2 separate regions of the Homo sapiens genome follow, and region 2 is linked to region 1. A link is a loop called in an ENCODE intact Hi-C map of the cell type or tissue named here. Cell type or tissue: heart right ventricle. All regions are shown on one strand. Links, peaks and the distances in the headings refer to the core of each region. The heading gives the core; the rest is flanking DNA. Region 1 overlaps CRPPA (CDP-L-ribitol pyrophosphorylase A). Region 2 overlaps CRPPA (CDP-L-ribitol pyrophosphorylase A).

Region 1 (8,904 bases), core at 2,305-7,304:
ATTTGGGTGGGGACACAGCCAAACCATGTCAAAAGACATAAAATGATTTAGTAGTGAGTTCTAAAGTGGGATACTTAGTGAGATCAAATCAAAGGGATCCCTTGCTGTCTTGGACACTAGAGTGTCCTAGGACTTTCATTTAGAAGTTAACTCATAAAAGCAGTGGCTTTTGAAAACAGAGTTAACCCAAACTTATACATCATGAAATTACATGTTTAGAGAAATCTGGGCTTTGTAATATCTTAGGCTAAGGCCCCAACAGTTTTATTTCTGAAAGCTCCTCATGAAAACATTAGGACAATCAAGAAATTTAATGTACAAAGTAATCTGCAAATGCAACAATTAATGTGATGGTGCCACAAACATTTATATAAATTTGTAAAATAATGCATAACATTAAGAATAATTTTTAAATACAAAACAGCATATGTAGGTTTTCCTTGCCTTGTTTCATCATATATCCCTCTTTATAAAATTCTAAGCGCTACCCAACATGTGTACAGTAATAAAACTGATATATTACTACCAACTTACAAAAATGAAATATTTTTAAAAAATGAATTCAAAATCTATTTGCTGGCCAGGCACAGTGGCTCACGCCTGTAATCCCAGCACTTTGGGAGGCCAAGGTGGAAGATCACTTGAGGTCAGGAGTTCAAGACCAGCCTGGGCAACATGGTGAAACCCCATCTCTATTAAAAATACAAAAATTAGCCGGGCATGATGGTGCACTCCTGTAGTCCCAGCTACGCAGGAGGCTGAGGCAGGAGAATCGCTTGAACTCGGGAGGCAGAGGTTGCACTGAGCCAAGATCACGCCACTACACTCCAGCCTGAGTGACGGAGTGAGACTCTGTTTCAAGGGAAAAAAAAATCTATTTGGCATTTATCCTATGCCATGTTTCAGTTACCCTAAATAGAACACATTTGTTGTTTAGGAGTCCTTCATTGCCACATAAATTTTTACCATCATTTCCACAAAAACATCTGTTGAGTTTGGTATAGAAATGACATCTTTAAAATAACAAGCCTTCCAAATGAACATGATTTGTCCCCTGTGTCCTGAAATCTTTGTTTCAATAGTGCTTTGTAGTTTCCAGTGCAGACCCCTTTCATCTTTTGTTAGATTTATTCTTGTTTGTTGACACCACTTATAAATTGATTTTTAATTTCCTATTTGTTGTTATGTATAAAAATACATTTTGATACAGACCTTGTATAGTCAGTAACCTTGCTACATTTACTTATAAACTGATGTTTTATAGATTTTAACTTCTTGGTATATACAAACATGCTGATGAGTGATAAAGTTTTATTTCTTTCCAATCTATAATTTTATCTGATAATGAAAAATTTTAAATATTGGCTCTATGCTCATGGAAAAAAAAGTTAGCCTGTAATTCTACTTACTTATAAGGCCCTGTCATATTGTCATTAAGTAATTATACTATTCGCACATAATGAGTTGGTAAGTGTTTTTCCTACTCTCTAGAAAGTGTGCAAGATTGGTGTCATGTCTTCTTTTGAGTGGTTTTGTAGAATTCACTGGTAAAAGCCAACTGCTTCTTTGTGGGAGAGCTTTTAATAAAAATTCAGTATCTTAAATTGATGAATGATTATTCACATTCTCTATTTTCTGTCTCAGGTTAGTAAGGTGTATTTCCCTAAGGATGTGTTCATTTCATCTAAATTCTTATTAACAGTAGCATAACGTTGTTCGTAACATCTTAATATCTGTACAATTGTATTGATTCTTTTTCATTTCTGATACTGACTGAGCATTCAATATTTTTCATAATCACTCTTGCCAAGGTCTTACCAGTTTTATTACTGTCATCCGAGGAAATCATGATTGATTCTGTCTTATATGTTTGTTTTCTAGTTTATGAGTTCTTAACATTTTCTTCAGTATTTTCTTCCTTCCACTATCTTTTGAGTTTTGTTTGCTGCTTCTCTTTTTAAAAATGTTTAAGTTGCTGACTCTCTTCCTTTTTTCTATTTATATTTAAGGCTCTAAATTTTCCTCTAATAACAGTTTTAGCTGTATCTCAAACACTGTGATATTTTCACTCAATTTAAATGACTTCATATTTAGTTTAAAATATTTCATTCCTTTTCACTCGCTTTCATTTAGAATCATATTATTAGAAACATCTAATTTCTATTGTGGTTTCTTATTTCCTCTATGGATTATGTAGAATTTTATTGTTTTTATTAGAATGCTGTGTAACAAATTACTATAAATTTGGTGGTTTAAACACCACCCCATTAAGTAGTTCACAATGCTACAGGTCAAGAGATGGAGGAGGAGAAGGAGAAGAAAGGGTGACGGAAAAGGTGAGAAGGGAGTACATGCACAGAAATGATAAAGTAAATGAGGCAAAATGTAAACAACAAGGTAGGTAAAAGACAGGGAAGCTATTTGTGTTATTCCTGTATCTTTTAAGTTTGAAAGTTATTAAAATAAAAAAGCACCCTCTCCTAAAAACAAAAATTAAGAAAAAATATGTGAAGCTATATTAATAGGAGACTTTAAAGTTCACCTCTCTTAAGTGAGCAAAACATAAGGATGTAGATTCGAGGTAAAATAACATCATAAGAAATATGGTGGATCTGTTATTGTGTTGGTTTCTATATTGTCAGCTAATCTCAGCTATTTGCATTCCACAGTGGTCTGCATCTGACAGGCCAATTTCTTACAGTGTCTATGGACGCAATCAATATGTCCTTTACTACTAATGATAAATTCTCAATCTGTCTACATTCAAAGATTAGACCACATACAAAATCATCATCAATTTCAACTGGTTGCACATCAGAATCAACATAAATATCTTGTTTTCCTTTTATATTTTCAAATACATATGCCTAGTGCACATCAAACAAGATACTAGCCTATATTTTTGTCCAAAAGTGATTCTGATGTATAGCCAGATTAAAAACCTCTGCTTAGCTATTGCACTGATTTTTTATGATGTGGGGATTACAAAAGGGTCTATCATATATAGAACCTTTATAAATATGGTTTCATATATATGATACAACATTTATATTTTATATATGTATAAATAGATAGGATCTACTGATCTACCATATATATATATATAAATGATACTATCTATAGAGATCTACCTATTCATACCTATATTGTATCATATATGTATTTTATATGTTATGAAAGTTATTTAATAACTTCCCAACTTAAAAGATACAAGAACACAAATAGCTTCCCTTTTATCTACCTAGATTCACTAATATATCACATATATATCATATATGATATATATGACACTATAAAGATGATACTGTATCTATGGGTATAGATACGTAGATCTATATATATAAAAATGATACTATCTATGTGTATATATATATCTATAGATATACTATATATGTGTGTGTGTGTGTGTTTATATACAGTAGGATACATACATATCCTACTATAGCTTATTACCTGAAATGGAATAATTTTGGGGGTAATTTTCCAGTTGTCTTTAATCTTCTGTGTGGCAATAGGAGGATGGTGAGTTTAGTGAGATAGAGCTGCATTCAGTCGCCCATTGCACAGAGACTTTGATATTTCTGATATAAAACTATTTTAAAAACCCAAACCCACACAAATACTACTCTTATCTGCATGTCTCACTGGGTTTTACAATTAAGCAATCTCTAACATTTATAAAGGTGATATTAAATAAGGTAACATATTTAATAACTACAGATATAGGATACTTGATAGGCATTCAATAATATTTGTTAAATTGAGGGAAATACAATTTTTAAAATTTTAAACAATTTCAATTCTATATTGGAACAGATGCTGAAAGTAGCATATTGATACTTTGGCAGCACTTTGCATATGTGAAATGAGAAGAGACCAAAGAACGATTTCTATGCAGAGTCAAATTTTCTTTTCTTTTCTTTTTTAAAAGATTATTAGGAAGCACACATCTGTAAAAGGACAAATCAAGGGCAAGGAGATGGACTTGAAAAGTCTTTTCATTTATTGATGCCTTCAGTGTGTCAGGCATTGTCCACTCAAAATTGAATAAGAAGTGACCTCTGCTATTAGTGAATTTTCCAACTAGTACAATGATTTTAAGATTCATCCCTCAGTATAATAAAATATTGTCATTTTAAAAATAGACATATATAAGGGGAAGGCAGGAGATGTGTGTAAAAGACTACACTTGGAGATTTTAATAAGGATTAGATAATGTGTAAAACTATTTCTAGTGCCTGGTACAAGAAAACACCTAATAGATGACAGAATTATTGCTGTTATGGACACATACATTCAATAAGAACATAAATTGAAATAACTTTGTCCGTGCAAAATATGATCAGTTTCTGACTTCAAATTAATCTCTTTCTTATGGTCTTAATATTTCAGGGTTTGGTAAACAATCCATATCAACTGCATCCCACTAAGGCTTTGTTTCAAATTTCACCAAACGTGCCATAATCATATGTGACAATGGAATATACATTTTGAGTAATACACCCATGTTGGCATCTCTGATTTGCTTTAAAACAGATGCCCACTCGTTCTCATTGTTTACATCTTAGTTTATCTACTAGGATCTAGGCTGAAGCATTTTATGCAATTGCTACTGATAATTTGAAAAGCATGCTGCACTGACAATCTTAATTGTGGATGGCAATTAAGATTGTCTCAAAAAAAACAGTAATGACTGTACTTGTACCACGTGTTTGGAAGTTCAGAATAGAAAAAATATATAACTATGGGAGCAGGGCTCCAATAAATTAATTTAACCTCCTCAATCCCAGAGTTATTCGAGGATCCCCAAACTAAATGAGAGGAGAAAAGGCACACAAAATATTTAAAATTAATTTTTTCATGAAGCACAAAATTCTTTCCAAACATATGATTAATACTGATAATTTTCTCAAAGAAAACAAAGTACATAACAACTACCTTGAGGTTAATGAAATCAAAACAAAAATAGAAGCCTTCAGAATTCTTAATCTTCTGTTTTATTAATAAAGCACTTCCTAGAAAATTTCAGAGGTTGAAGTAAAAATATTGAGGGGAACCACAAAATCATTTTACAACCCAGAATTGTACAAATATAATAATCTAGTCTTTTGTCTCTCCCTGAAAATAGACTGGGAATAAATTATAAATTATTTAGATTTAACATTAAATGATACATGACCTGTCAACTTGACTGATATTAGACTGATATTAGCCTCTGAGTTTTAGTTTTTACACTATCCTATTTTTTAAGTAGCTTCTAAAAAAATTCCTAAAAGGCCAGTGGCAGATGGCAAAATATTGATGTCATAACAAGTAAGGTGCCCCCAAAATAATTTCAACATATACTCTGATTTATAATGAATAACTCTTTTTTTTGTCTACAGCATTTAAAGGTCACATAGTTTGATGTGATTTAACAGAGAGAAAATTCATGCCAGAATATAAGAAAGTCTATAGACTTATATTGAAAACCGTAAGCACTAGTTAAGAAGCCCAAATTTTTCTGTTAATACCTCAGTCAATGTCTGAGAACCTCTAAATGGTAAAGGTATGTATATAATTGTCAGTTAAAATTATGTTGGCCAGGCGCGGTAGCTCACGACTGTAATCCCAGCACTTTGGGAAGCTGAGGTAGGTGGATCACCTGAGGTCAGGAGTACAAGACAAGCCTGGCTAAGGTGAAACCCCATTTCCACTAAACATACAAAAAATTAGCTGGGCATGGTGGCGCATGCCTGTAATCCCATCTACTTGGGTGGCTGAGCAGGAGAATCGCTTGAACCTGGGAGGCAGAGATTGCAGTGAGCCAAGATTGCACCACTGCACTCCAGCTTAGGCAGTAAGAGTGAAACTCCATCTCAAAAAAAAAAAAAAAAAAATATAAATATATATATATATATATATATATATATATATATATAATATTTAAAAAAAAAAATATATATATATATATATATGCCAAAAAGAAACAATGTACAACTTAATTTTCCTGGCTCTGATGGTTAATTTGTGTATCAACTTGACTGGACCACAGGGTGCCCAGATATTTGGTCAAATATTAAGTGTTTCTGAGAAGGTGTTTTGGGATGAGATTAATATTTAACTAGGTAGAATGAATAAAGCAGATGGCTTTTCACAGTATAGTAAGCCTCATCCAATCAAATGAAAGCCTGAGACATCCACTCTTCAGATTTTGGACTTACCAGCCTCCATAAGTTCATGAGCCAAATGTTTATCTGTATTCATATCTATATCTCCTCTTTGGTGTTTCTCTGTAGAACTTACACGGGCAAATGTCTAAGCATTCTTCACCAGATAACTAATAATTCCCAGGTTCTCATCATAGGATTCCTACCTCTTCTCATGCTATACAAAGCAATCAACTTATACCTTACTCATCAATTCCTACCAATTTCCTGAACCAATTTCCTAATTCTCCAATAAGGTCCACCTCAAGTACCATCTGTTTTAATAACTATAGCCTGTGTTTTAGATGTATTTTGGTGTGTATGTGAGTTGGCTAGGAAAAGGAATGCACAGGCAACAATCATCAAGGAGACTTTCAAAACTACAAAAATTCCTATTTCTAATACATAAAAGTATCTCTCTCAAATATATATCAACACAAACCCAGCATTCTCCTTCTACTCAGGTAGAAATCACTGCAGTATTGAATCTAAGTATTCCTGAGGAAAGGCTTTTCAGTATAGGGTTTCAGAAAAAAACAAAGAAATCTATATGTAATACAACCCTTGTAAGTTTATTCAGAGCTGATATCTATGCATTATGCACCAAAAGAGCCATACCAGTTCCTTATAGCCAATAATCATTTCAATAGTCAGCAGATGCATTATGATTATTTAGTGCTCATGTCATACTATATATTTTTAATACTGCCTTTGCTTTTTATTGTGGTAGATACTTTTATATATTTTACCTAATGATTACAATAAAGCAGTATGAATTATTTTCCCCATTTTATAGATCAATAAAAGGTGTCTATAAAGCAAGTAAATTGCCCAAGTTCACAGGCATAAAATTGTCAACTTTAAGATTTCTAGCTGAAATCTATGTGAAGTTAGCATCCTGAAAGATTTTTTTCCTCTAACACTGTTTTGTGTTTTGATTTTACTTTGATTATAGTTTCTATATTACAGTATATTTTTTGTCCTTCTCTTCCACAAGATCACAAACTCCTGAACTCTGCTTATGATTTCTCAGTATCATCCCAAGCTTTGGAACACAGTACCAAGAAGATATTCAAGACTTATTTTCCAGGCTCTGTACTAGGATCATGAGTAACACACATTGTTATGGATTGAACTGTGTTTCCCCCAAAATTAGCATGTTGGAATCCTACCCACCAGTATACCTCAGAACGTAACTTTATTTGGAGATATGGTCTTTAGGGAGATGATTAAACTAAGATGAGGTCATTAGGGTAGGCCCTTATAGGAAAAAGAAATATTGGCTGGGCACGGTGGCATGTGGTGGCTCACACCTGTAATCCCAGCACTTTGGAAGGCCAAAGCGAATGGATTGCTTGAGGTCAGAAGTTCAAGACCAGCCTGGCCAATATGGCAAAACCCTGTCTCTACTAAAAATACAGAAATTAGCTGAGCGTGGTGGTGTGTGCCTGTAATTCCAGCTACTTGCAAGACTGAGGCATGAGAATCACTTGAACCTGGGAAGCAGAGGTTGCAGTGAGCCAAGATTGTACCACTGTACTCCAGCCTGGGTGAAAAAAAGAAAGGAAGGAAGGAAGGGAGGGAGGGAGGGAGGGAGGGAGGGAAGGAAAGAAGGAAATAAATATGTACACAGACATCTACAGAGGGAAGACTATGTATAGACAAAGGATGAAGAAACCACCTACAAGGCAAGGAGAGAGGCTTTAGAAGAAATGAAACCTACCAAAACCTTGATCTCAGACTTCTAGCACCCAAAGTTGTGAAAAAATAAATTTTGGTTGTTTGAGCCACCCAGACTTGGTACTTTGTTATGGCACCACAGGCAGACTAATATATACATTTCCTTACATCAATTTAAATAAAAATTGGTGTTAAACAATGACTGTTTAAAAAAGAAGACAGAGGTAGAAAGATCAAGAAATTATCACTGAATTCTTATTTTAGAGAAATAAAAAATACAAACATTTTTCTTTCAAGCCAGTAACAACTATCAATTAAGTCAAGCTAAAATATTTATTTTAAATCTATATATTCTAAAAAAAAAATAAAACAAGCCTTAAAAAATATCTTTAACATAGTGTAATTCCAACTTTATTAGGATGTAACATAACAAGCTGATGATGCAACCCAAAGAATTACAAAAACAAAAACCCAAAATTTGTAGAAGGAAAGAAAGATCACAACTAAACAAAATAAAGACTGAAAACACAATACAGGCTGGGCACAGTGGCTCACACCTGTAATCCCAGCATTTTGGGAGGCCAAGGTGGGTGCATCACCTGAGGTCAGGAGTTTGAGGCCAGCTTGGCCAACATGGTGAGACCCCCATCTCTGCTAAACATACAAAAATTAGCCAGGCATGGTTATACATGCCTGTAATCCCAGCTACTCAGGAGGCTGAGGTAGGAAATTGCTTCAACCGGGGAAGAGGAGGTTACAGTGAGCTGATATCGCACCACTGCACTCCAGTCTGGGCAACGGAGTGAGACTCTGCCTCAAAAAAAAAAAAAAAAAAAAAAAATCCCCAAAAACAAAAAACAAAAACAAACCAAAAAATACAAAGATCAACAAAATGAAGTTTGGTTGTAAACCACCCAAAAATAATAATCATCATCAATAAACCACTAAACAAAAAAAAGAGCCACCAAATAAAGTGAGAAACAAACAAGGAGACATTATAACTGATACTACAGAAATACAGAGGATGATGAGAAAT
Region 2 (8,904 bases), core at 2,429-7,428, 50 kb before region 1:
CTGACAGTTTTTTTTCCCCCTTTTCAGCATTTTAAATATATCCTTTTGTTTTTTCCTGGCCTACAAGATTTCTGCCAAAAAGTCTGCTGCTAGCTATATTTGAATTCCTTTATGTTATCTGCTTCCTTTCTCTTGCTGCTTTCAGGATCTTCTTAGTCTTTGATTTTTGATAGCATTATTATAATATGTCTTGGAGAGTCACCTTATTTGGTTTAAATTTGATTGGAGACCTTTGACATTTCTGTACCTGGATATTTACACTGTTCTCCAAAATTAAAAACAATTGTTACTATTTAAGTAAGCTTTCTGTCTTTTTCTCCTTCTTTAATGCCTGTGACTCAAAGATTGGCTCTTTGGATGCTGTACCATAAACCCTATAACCTTTCTTCATTCCTTTATTTCTTTCTTCTTCTATTTATTTCAAAATAACCTGTCTTCAAGTTCAGGTTCTTTCTTGTGCTTGGCCAATTCTGCTGTTGATGCACTCTATTGCATTTTTCATTCCCTACATTGTATTTTCACCTCCAGGATTTGATTTTTTGAAAATTGTTTCATGCATCATCTAGTAGAAGCTAAAAATATTATTTCCATCTGATTATATTTCACATTCTGGTCACTGTTTTCTTCATTGTGTTGAATTGTTTCTCTGTATTTTCTTCAAGTTTGCTGAGCTTCCTTAAAGTTTTGAATTCTTTGTCAGAAAGCTCACATGTCTCCATTTCTTTAGGGTCAGTCACTTGTACCACATTTTTTTCATATGGTCATGTAATGTTTTCTTGATTGTTCTTGATGCTTTTGGTCATTTGTCAATGTCTGCACATTTGAAGAAGTAGATACTTATCCAAGTCTTCACAGATAGGGATTTGGCTTTGCCTGGTATAGCTCTGTAGCAGGTGTGACAATGCCAGAAGCCTGGGGCTCACTACATCAGTTGTTGCACTGGAACTGGCCAGAAGCGAGGGGCCACCTGCTGCTGCTGAGTGCTGTTCAGAGGACTGACACAAGTCTGGTGGTGGTATAAGATGGAGATTGAGTTTACCAAGAAAGACTGAAGCCTGGGGCTCTGGGGTCCCACCTAGTGCTGCAGCTGGTCTAGAGGCTCAGTCTGCAGTTACTGGCTTGAAATACAAAGCTGTGGGGATCACCCTGGTGTTGAGTATTATTGTGGTGGGCCAAGTGTTGGGGTTCAAGGTAAAATCTTATGCTCACTTCCTTCTTTTTCCCTAAGTGAACAATGTCTCTTCCCTATTCCATGCTGCCAGAGTTGGGGAGGAGTAACACAGGTAACAAACTGTCCTTCCTACTGTCTTCAATGCATATTTTCTTACTACCATGCTACAGCTAGGTACTGAAATCTCTCACTTGGTTTCTTTAGCCCTTGTGAACGTATTTTCACATGTGGATAGTTGTTCAAATTGATGTTTCTGGTGGTGGGGTGACAATCAGTGGATAATCCTGCTTTGTCATCTTGTTCCACCCATCCAGAACATGTTATCATGGTAAAAAGTGTTAATGGAAAGGGCTTGTCTAAACAAAAGCAGTGCTTATATATTATGATTTGTGGTCATATATCCCATTAAATATTTTTGATCATTAATTTACACATCCATACTGCAAAGGAATTTTTATTCCTACCTAACGTTACTACTTAAAATCCCACTGTGAAAAATTAGATCTTGAACAGGCAAAATTACACAGTCTAAGCTAAAACAGACTGAACTTTTTCTTATTTACATAAAAAAATTTCCAAAAATGTGGATGAATATTAAATGTGTAAAAATTAAACACTCAAAATTTAGATGAATCCAGTTTCTGTTTCTACCCAAGGGGGGAGTACTAGGGATGAAATTGTCTTTCTACCTCAACCAACTTTTAAAAAGCAAACTATATAAAACAATGTTTTTTAAAGACATTATACATGATACAATGAAGAAATAATCCCTAAGAGACACAAAACAAAGTGAGCTGTACATGTACCCCATCCTACTGCCCGCAAGAGAGTTTCAGGACATGGTACATGGAGGAATCCAGATTTCATTTCTTTTAATTGAGAGATGAAGTTAAGAATCTGGGGAGACCAAGGTAGACAGAATAGAGTCACAGGTAGAGTACCAGAGAGGAGAGAGCTTCACAGTGAGAGAGCTCTATAGAACATCAGAATATCTTCCTCATACAGACAGCAGAGAACTGATCTGTGCACCTATGTGAGAAAATTAGTCAAAGGCCTAGAAGGAACAGTACTCAATGCACACACAGGGTTGGAAAAATTGGCAATAGCCATGAGCCATACTAGAAAACTTCATAATTAATATGGTTTAAATTTCCCTACCAAAACTCACATTAAAACCTAATTGCCACTGTAACAGTATTAAGAGATAGGGCCTTTAAGAGGTGATAAGGTCATGAGCGCTTATGAAGGGACTAATGCCTTTATCATGGGAATGGATTAGTTACTGCAGAAATGTGTTCTTGACAAAAAGAATGAGTTCAGCCCACTTCTCTCTGCCATGTGCACTTGTTCTCACCTTCTGCCCTTCCACTAAGGGATGATCTTCACCAATTGTCAGTAGCATGCTCTTGGACTTGCCAGTCTCCAGAATCATGAGCCAAATAAATCACTTTTCTTTATAAATTGCCCAGTTCATGTTATTCTAACACCAGAAAACACAGTAAGTAAGACAATAATTTACAGGGCATTAGGTTGAGTATAAAGAAGGGTCTTCCCTCAGTTGTGGGAAATAATTATCTCTACACTAAATATACTAGTCCTGCTGAAAGATCAAAAAAACAAGACCTAAATGGATCAAACTGTTTTTAATTACTTACATCTGGAACAAAGCTCATATTTATAAGAATACAAAAACATCCATCACCTAAGATAAAATTCACAATGTCTAATAGCTTAAATACCAAACCTTTTAAAAAGCAGAAAATATGGCCGATTATGAGGAGAAAAATCAAACAAAACCAACCCAACTGACACCAATATTAGAACTAAGAACATTAAAACAGTTATTAAAACTATGTTCCATTTGTTCAAAAACTATAGGAAAGACTGAACATATTAAGCACAGATGTAAAATAGACCTAACTCTAACTTCAAGAGATGAAAACTAAAACATGTGATATTTTTAAAACCCCCACTAGAAATAATTAACAGAAAATTTGATATTAAAGATTAGTAAACTTGAAGACACAGCCATAAAAACGATTTTAAATTAAACAGCAAAAAAAAAGAAGGCAAAAAGAGGAAATTAAACAGACCACCAGTGAGATATGGATCATATTTAGTCAGCCTAATAAACAGGTAATAAGAGTTGCCAGTAAGTTGGGAAAACAACAGAAAAACATTTGAATAATTAATGCTGAAGACATTCCTAATTGAATGAAAATGTTAAAACCACATATCAACACATCTTAAGTATGCACGCAAAAAAGAAAAATCTTAGGCAAAGAAAGGAGGAAGACACTGTGACCCATAATGAGGAGATACATACTTCCTTTCAATCTAACCCAGAACTGATAGGCATCAGAATCTTCAAAGATATTATAATGGTTTTTGTAATTAAATCACATATATTCAAGAATTAGAGAATATATTAAAAAGGACCTAAATCAAACTTCTAGAGAGGAAAACTACAGTGACTAATACAAAAAATACTGTTGTTTAAAATTCAATGCATGTCTGCACACATAAGACAGTACAATGATGTATACCATCTCAGCACATGGATGCTGAGCTCAATTAAATGGCCAGCCAGAGCAAGGGAGCATCTGTTTGGCACATGCTTTCATAATCGGGTACAATCGTAATGCACATTTGAAGAAGCAGATACTTATCCCAGTCTTCACAGATGGGGATTTGGCTTTGCAACAATAAATGAATGAGTGAAATATCAAATTCTGTTGACATACTGTAATATTAGCATTTATTTTAAGTTTGAAGGTAACTTTTGTTCTACTTTATATTTATGACAAGGGTAGAGGCTATTCACTTTCAGGCTGCTGGGTCCGTTTAATTGAAAATGATCAACTGCAAGAAAAAATGCTTCTGTACCTGTTAATATTATCAGTATTTAATAGGGCAGCCAGTTTACTATATAATCCAAATAAAAGGAGACAGGAAAAAAGAACAATTATCACTCATAATATTTTATTTCAAACTTTTGTTTTCAACTTAACATTTCTAAATGTTGCACATATAAACTAAAACAGCAATTTAGTGTTCATAATGTAATTTTTGGTTTACTTAATATAGTAGCGATCCATTTAAAATTTATTCTGGGTTAAATAAAGGATGCTATCTCCAACAAAAAGTTTGAATACCACTCCCCAAATTTAATTTTTAAGAGGAAAATGAAGTCCCATTTAGAAATGAGAAATACTTCAAAGGTTAATACTACTGTTCAGGACACATACAGAAAACAATTTAAAATAAGACATAAGCAGTCATTTATTGACACAATAAGATGCTTCATAAAAACTAAAAGCAGGCACTTGTAAGTTAGACAATTTTGAAATAAAAAACGTTTTTCTAAAAGGCAAAATGAAAAATTTTTTAATTGAATTCTACTAAAAAGATCAAGATAGTAAAATGCATGAAGTTTAAACTTATATACTGTAAATGTCATAAAAACTCACAACTACTATTATTCTCCTTAATAGAATGTAGCCATTACTTGAGTTGCAATTTTTATTATTTCCTCATATCTGCCTCCTTCTTTTCTGCAAGTCATCACAAAGCACCTCGTTGTAGAAGACAGCACTAGAACAGGGTACGATAGGAGACAACATAACTTGGAACATCAAGTCATGTTCAAATGAACAAATGTTTCTGAATATCTACACATGCTGACTTCTCAAAGGAGAAGGGATATGAGCACAAAGGTATTAGGGAAGGATTGCAAGAGGAAATGTCACTCAAATTTTTAAGGAGAGTTTGGCAAGTAAACAATTAAAAAAAGAAGGTGTTTCAGGTAGAAAGAAAAACTCATGCAGGAAACACATCTAAGTCAGGTCACAGGGTACATGTGGAGAACTATAAATAACTTAGTATTTCCAGAGGGCAAACTACTCAATAAGGAAATGAGAAAGACAGAACAGTAGAATTAGGGAAGAGCCAGACCAGGCCAAGGCTTTATGATCTGAGTTTTGTCCATTAAGAGATGAGAAGCATCTGAAAGTTTTCAATAAGGAGAGTAACTTGGTAAATTTATACTAGCAAAATCTCTCACGGTGGCTATGGTAAGCTCATTTGGAAACAAAAGAGAGAAGTTGAGATGAATAGTTCAGAGAAGGAAAAAGACTTTCAAACATTTAAACTGCATGCATTTGAACATTTCTATCAAAACTTTGAGATAGGATGACATGTAGGGATAAAAACACGTAAGTCAGTGTATGAGTAATACTTTAAATCGTGAGGCTTCATGACCCAGAGAGTGCATGTCTGTTAAAGAAATGCCTAACACATGCAGGATAAAGGTACTAATAACTGTGGCAAACTAGGTCATTTCAGATTGAAAATCTATATCAAAAATCAGCAAAGTATGGGTCAAGCCTGGTCTGCTGCCTATTTTGTAATACAGTATTCCTGGAATACAGCCATACCCATTCTTTTACATATTGTCTATGACTGCTTTGACATGAAAACAGCAGAGTTGATAGTTGTGACAAAGACTGTGTAGACAGGCCACAAAGCCTAAAATATTTACTATCTGTTTCTTTACAGGAAAAAATTGCCTATTCCTAAAGTAAAAGAAGGTATCTTAGAGCCAGGCAAAGAAAGGGCTTGAGTTACTTCTTTAAAATGAGAGCATTCTACTAAATGATTTTCAAGATCCTTTTCCCTTGTAACAAAATAGGTTTGTACTATTCGAAAAGGGCAAGCATTGGCATTACTCATGAACATTATGTGATACAGTGAAATGATCACTAGGCTTAATTTTGAACTGGGGATAATGCTATCTGTGATAATCAACTCTCAGGGTTGCTCTGAAGACTAAAGCCCTGGGATCATTCATTTTAAAAGAAAAGAACGGTGACTCATCATTTCAAGCTTTTCAGTAAGTGTCTGTTATTACTAACATTAACCTAATTATACTAATAATATACATTAGCAGGCCACATTTGCTGGGAGGGCTCTGGAAATTATAAATGTATTTGAAGTTCCATCTCATATCAATGGTAAGAGCAAGAAACACAAGCTCATAGTTGGATTTTTGATAGTTGAGGAAACAACTCAGAACTCAGTCATTCTATAAATACATTAACTAAGAAAATTTAAATCTAGAGGCCTCTCACTATATTCTCGAAGTGGAAATACTACTCAGTAGGCAGAGGAGTCATGCTGGTGACTTTAGCCTGTCCTACTGTTCCCAAATAAGTTTTTCAGTATTGACTCTGGGACTACCTTGACAACACTTGCTACATTCCACCTTAGCAAGTAAAAGTAGAATTAAGCTTAAGTATTGAGCATTTAAGTAAAATTAAGTTCCATAATTCCATAAAACAAAATCTCTGGTACCCAGAAAATTGAATCATATTATACTTTTCAAAAGTATCACACTTAAACTTATTGCTAACAGGATTCAAGCCAAAAAAATCTGAATCTAGAAGTTTCTGGCACTGATTCCATTAGCTTTCTATACTTTCCATACAAGAACAGTTCAGGCTTTCCAAAACCTGCAAAAGTAATCTATTTTTAGGTGGCTACAGATCTTAATCCTAAGGCAACAGCATATAAGCCTGGTAATATTCTTACCATCTTCCTGTCTGCCAATAATTCAACCAATAGAAAAGGTTTTTTTCTGTTTTTATTTTTCAGAATATGAAGTATTACAGTAAAAAGGATTTCACTAAAAAAAATCATCTACCATACAGACACTATAGAAGGCTTGGAAAAGACATTGTAATATAAAAGATATATTTTAAATTGTGTCTATCCCTGGAACTCTATTAAAATTCAATATTAAGAAAGTCACAAAGGAGTCTAACTTGCCTTTCAAAGTAAGCTTTAAGAGCTTTCGTGCGCGCGCACACACACACACACACACACAAACTTTTGAATATGAATAAAATCTTTTTAATTATACTTTGCCAAAAAATCTGGGATCTTCATCTGCCTATTCAACCTTAAAAAACAAACCACAAAGTTCCCTCTCTAATCTTCCGTATCTTACTATCATTCGCCAAGTTTTATGAGACATAAAATTAGAGGTTATACTTCTTTTCTCTCATTTATTTAAGCTTCAATTCTTAATGCTTTAATCTCTTAAATGTATCTTGATTTCATTTTGTTCACTCCCACTAAAACTATCTGCCTTTGTTTTGCCTGCTATAACACATACCATCGACCAGATGGCTTATTAACACCAGAAATTTATTTCTCACAGTTCTGGAAGTTGGAAGTACAAGATCAGATTGCCAGCATCATCAGGTACTCATGAGGGCCGTCTTCCAGCTTGCAGACTGCCAACTTCTCATTGTGTCCTCAGGTGGTGAGAACAAACCCTGACTCTTCTTAAAATGGCATTAATCTCATTGATGAGGGCTCTACTCTCAAGATCTAATCACCTCCCAAAGGACCCACCTCCTAATACCATCATTATGGGGGTTAACCATATAAATTTTGAGGGGACACAAACATTCAGTCCAATACACTAACCTAGTCCTCACTACCACTATTATTTCTTGTACTATTGTACTGCAGTAGCCTCCCAACTAAACCACAAATTTTTCTGCTTATTTTAATCTACTTTCTGTCCTGCATCCAGGATGTATAAAATGGAAATCTGATCACATCAATTAATACTAGGCAGTGCTGCTTTATAGACTTCAAACTTAGAAGGCCCAGCTCAAACTCAACACTTTACAATCTGCCATTCCTTCAGTTTCAGACACACTCAGTGGCTCTTTCTAATTCCAACCACTCTATGTGCTTCTTTGTCCATATAGAAATGCCAGTCCTCTCACTCCTCACAGAGTTGGACCCTGCTCAGTCTTCCAAATCTTGGCTTCCTCTCACATCCTTAAGATGACTTCTCCAGGCTAAATTGCCTCTTTTTCAAGCACACCTAGCTAAATTTCTCAAACCTTAGATGGTAGATAGAAGGGAAAGGGACCAGGGAATTTGTCAACTCCCAGTCACTAAAGTACTTTCCTGGCTAACTCTGGTCATTTTAAGTAAACTCTTATTATGAATCCTTATTTTAGAAAAAAACAGACCAATACAATTATTTCCTTAATATATAATAACCTGGAAAATTAGCTTATATAGAATATTTCAGAAATCTAAAGTAAGATGCTGTTTTTTTAAAAAAGATTATATTATCAAATAAGCTCCATGTAGGCCAAAATATCTATCGCACAGACATTAAATCAATACTATGTGAATCCATATTAAGTAATCTATTAGGTAAGGGAGAGAATAAGATCATTCCCTGCCAAGTGCTAACTGGATAGTATATATAAAATAAGTTTAAAATGAATTGGTAAGAAGAAACAGTGTGAGCATTACTCAATATGGAGTCATTCTCAGATGGAAGGGCTTGGATAGACATGAAAGGATAGATTCACTGATGAAAAAATATTTTGTAACAGTTACTAAGCAGAAAGAAAAAACAATGAAACACAAAAATGGAAAATTTAGACTTAATCTGTAAAAATTGGACATAAAAAAGGAGGATAAGAAATGGACAAATACAAGAGAAAACATCAAAATAACCTATGAGTCTTGTGATAAGAATTAACATAGAAGGTCTCAAAAATGGCTTGAAATAGGAATACCATATCACCTGATTCATGTTTAACATGACTGTTAAAACCTAAATTATTCTGCTAAATCTACACATTAAAATCATGCATAAGAGCATATGAAAGCAAAAAGACTTCACAGCATGTTCTAGT

The links. A loop is a pair of places that touch in the nucleus more often than their neighbours do. Peaks named below come from ENCODE experiments on the same cell type or tissue, not always from the same donor. Only the 100,000 strongest peaks of a DNase experiment are listed, where the experiment ranks them.
Region 2: it touches region 1 in a loop (2.7-fold over the local background); 1 of 110 quality-filtered maps calls a loop at or near these places.

The regions. Positions count from the first base shown.
Region 1 is chr7:16,280,161-16,289,064 of GRCh38, forward strand. The region is part of intron 5 of CRPPA (CDP-L-ribitol pyrophosphorylase A); the gene reads right to left. Among named protein-coding and RNA genes, the nearest start is that of CRPPA-AS1, 74 kb to the left of the region's middle. In heart right ventricle, for the core only: no CTCF peak of the experiment used is centred there; no DNase peak of the experiment used is centred there.
Region 2 is chr7:16,229,918-16,238,821 of GRCh38, forward strand. The region is part of intron 8 of CRPPA (CDP-L-ribitol pyrophosphorylase A); the gene reads right to left. CRPPA-AS1 (CRPPA antisense RNA 1) reads left to right here. Exons shown (of 5, transcript NR_038947.1): 2 at 5,985-6,062; 3 at 7,392-7,435. Among named protein-coding and RNA genes, the nearest start is that of CRPPA-AS1, 24 kb to the left of the region's middle. In heart right ventricle, for the core only: no CTCF peak of the experiment used is centred there; no DNase peak of the experiment used is centred there; H3K27ac peaks cover 590 bases.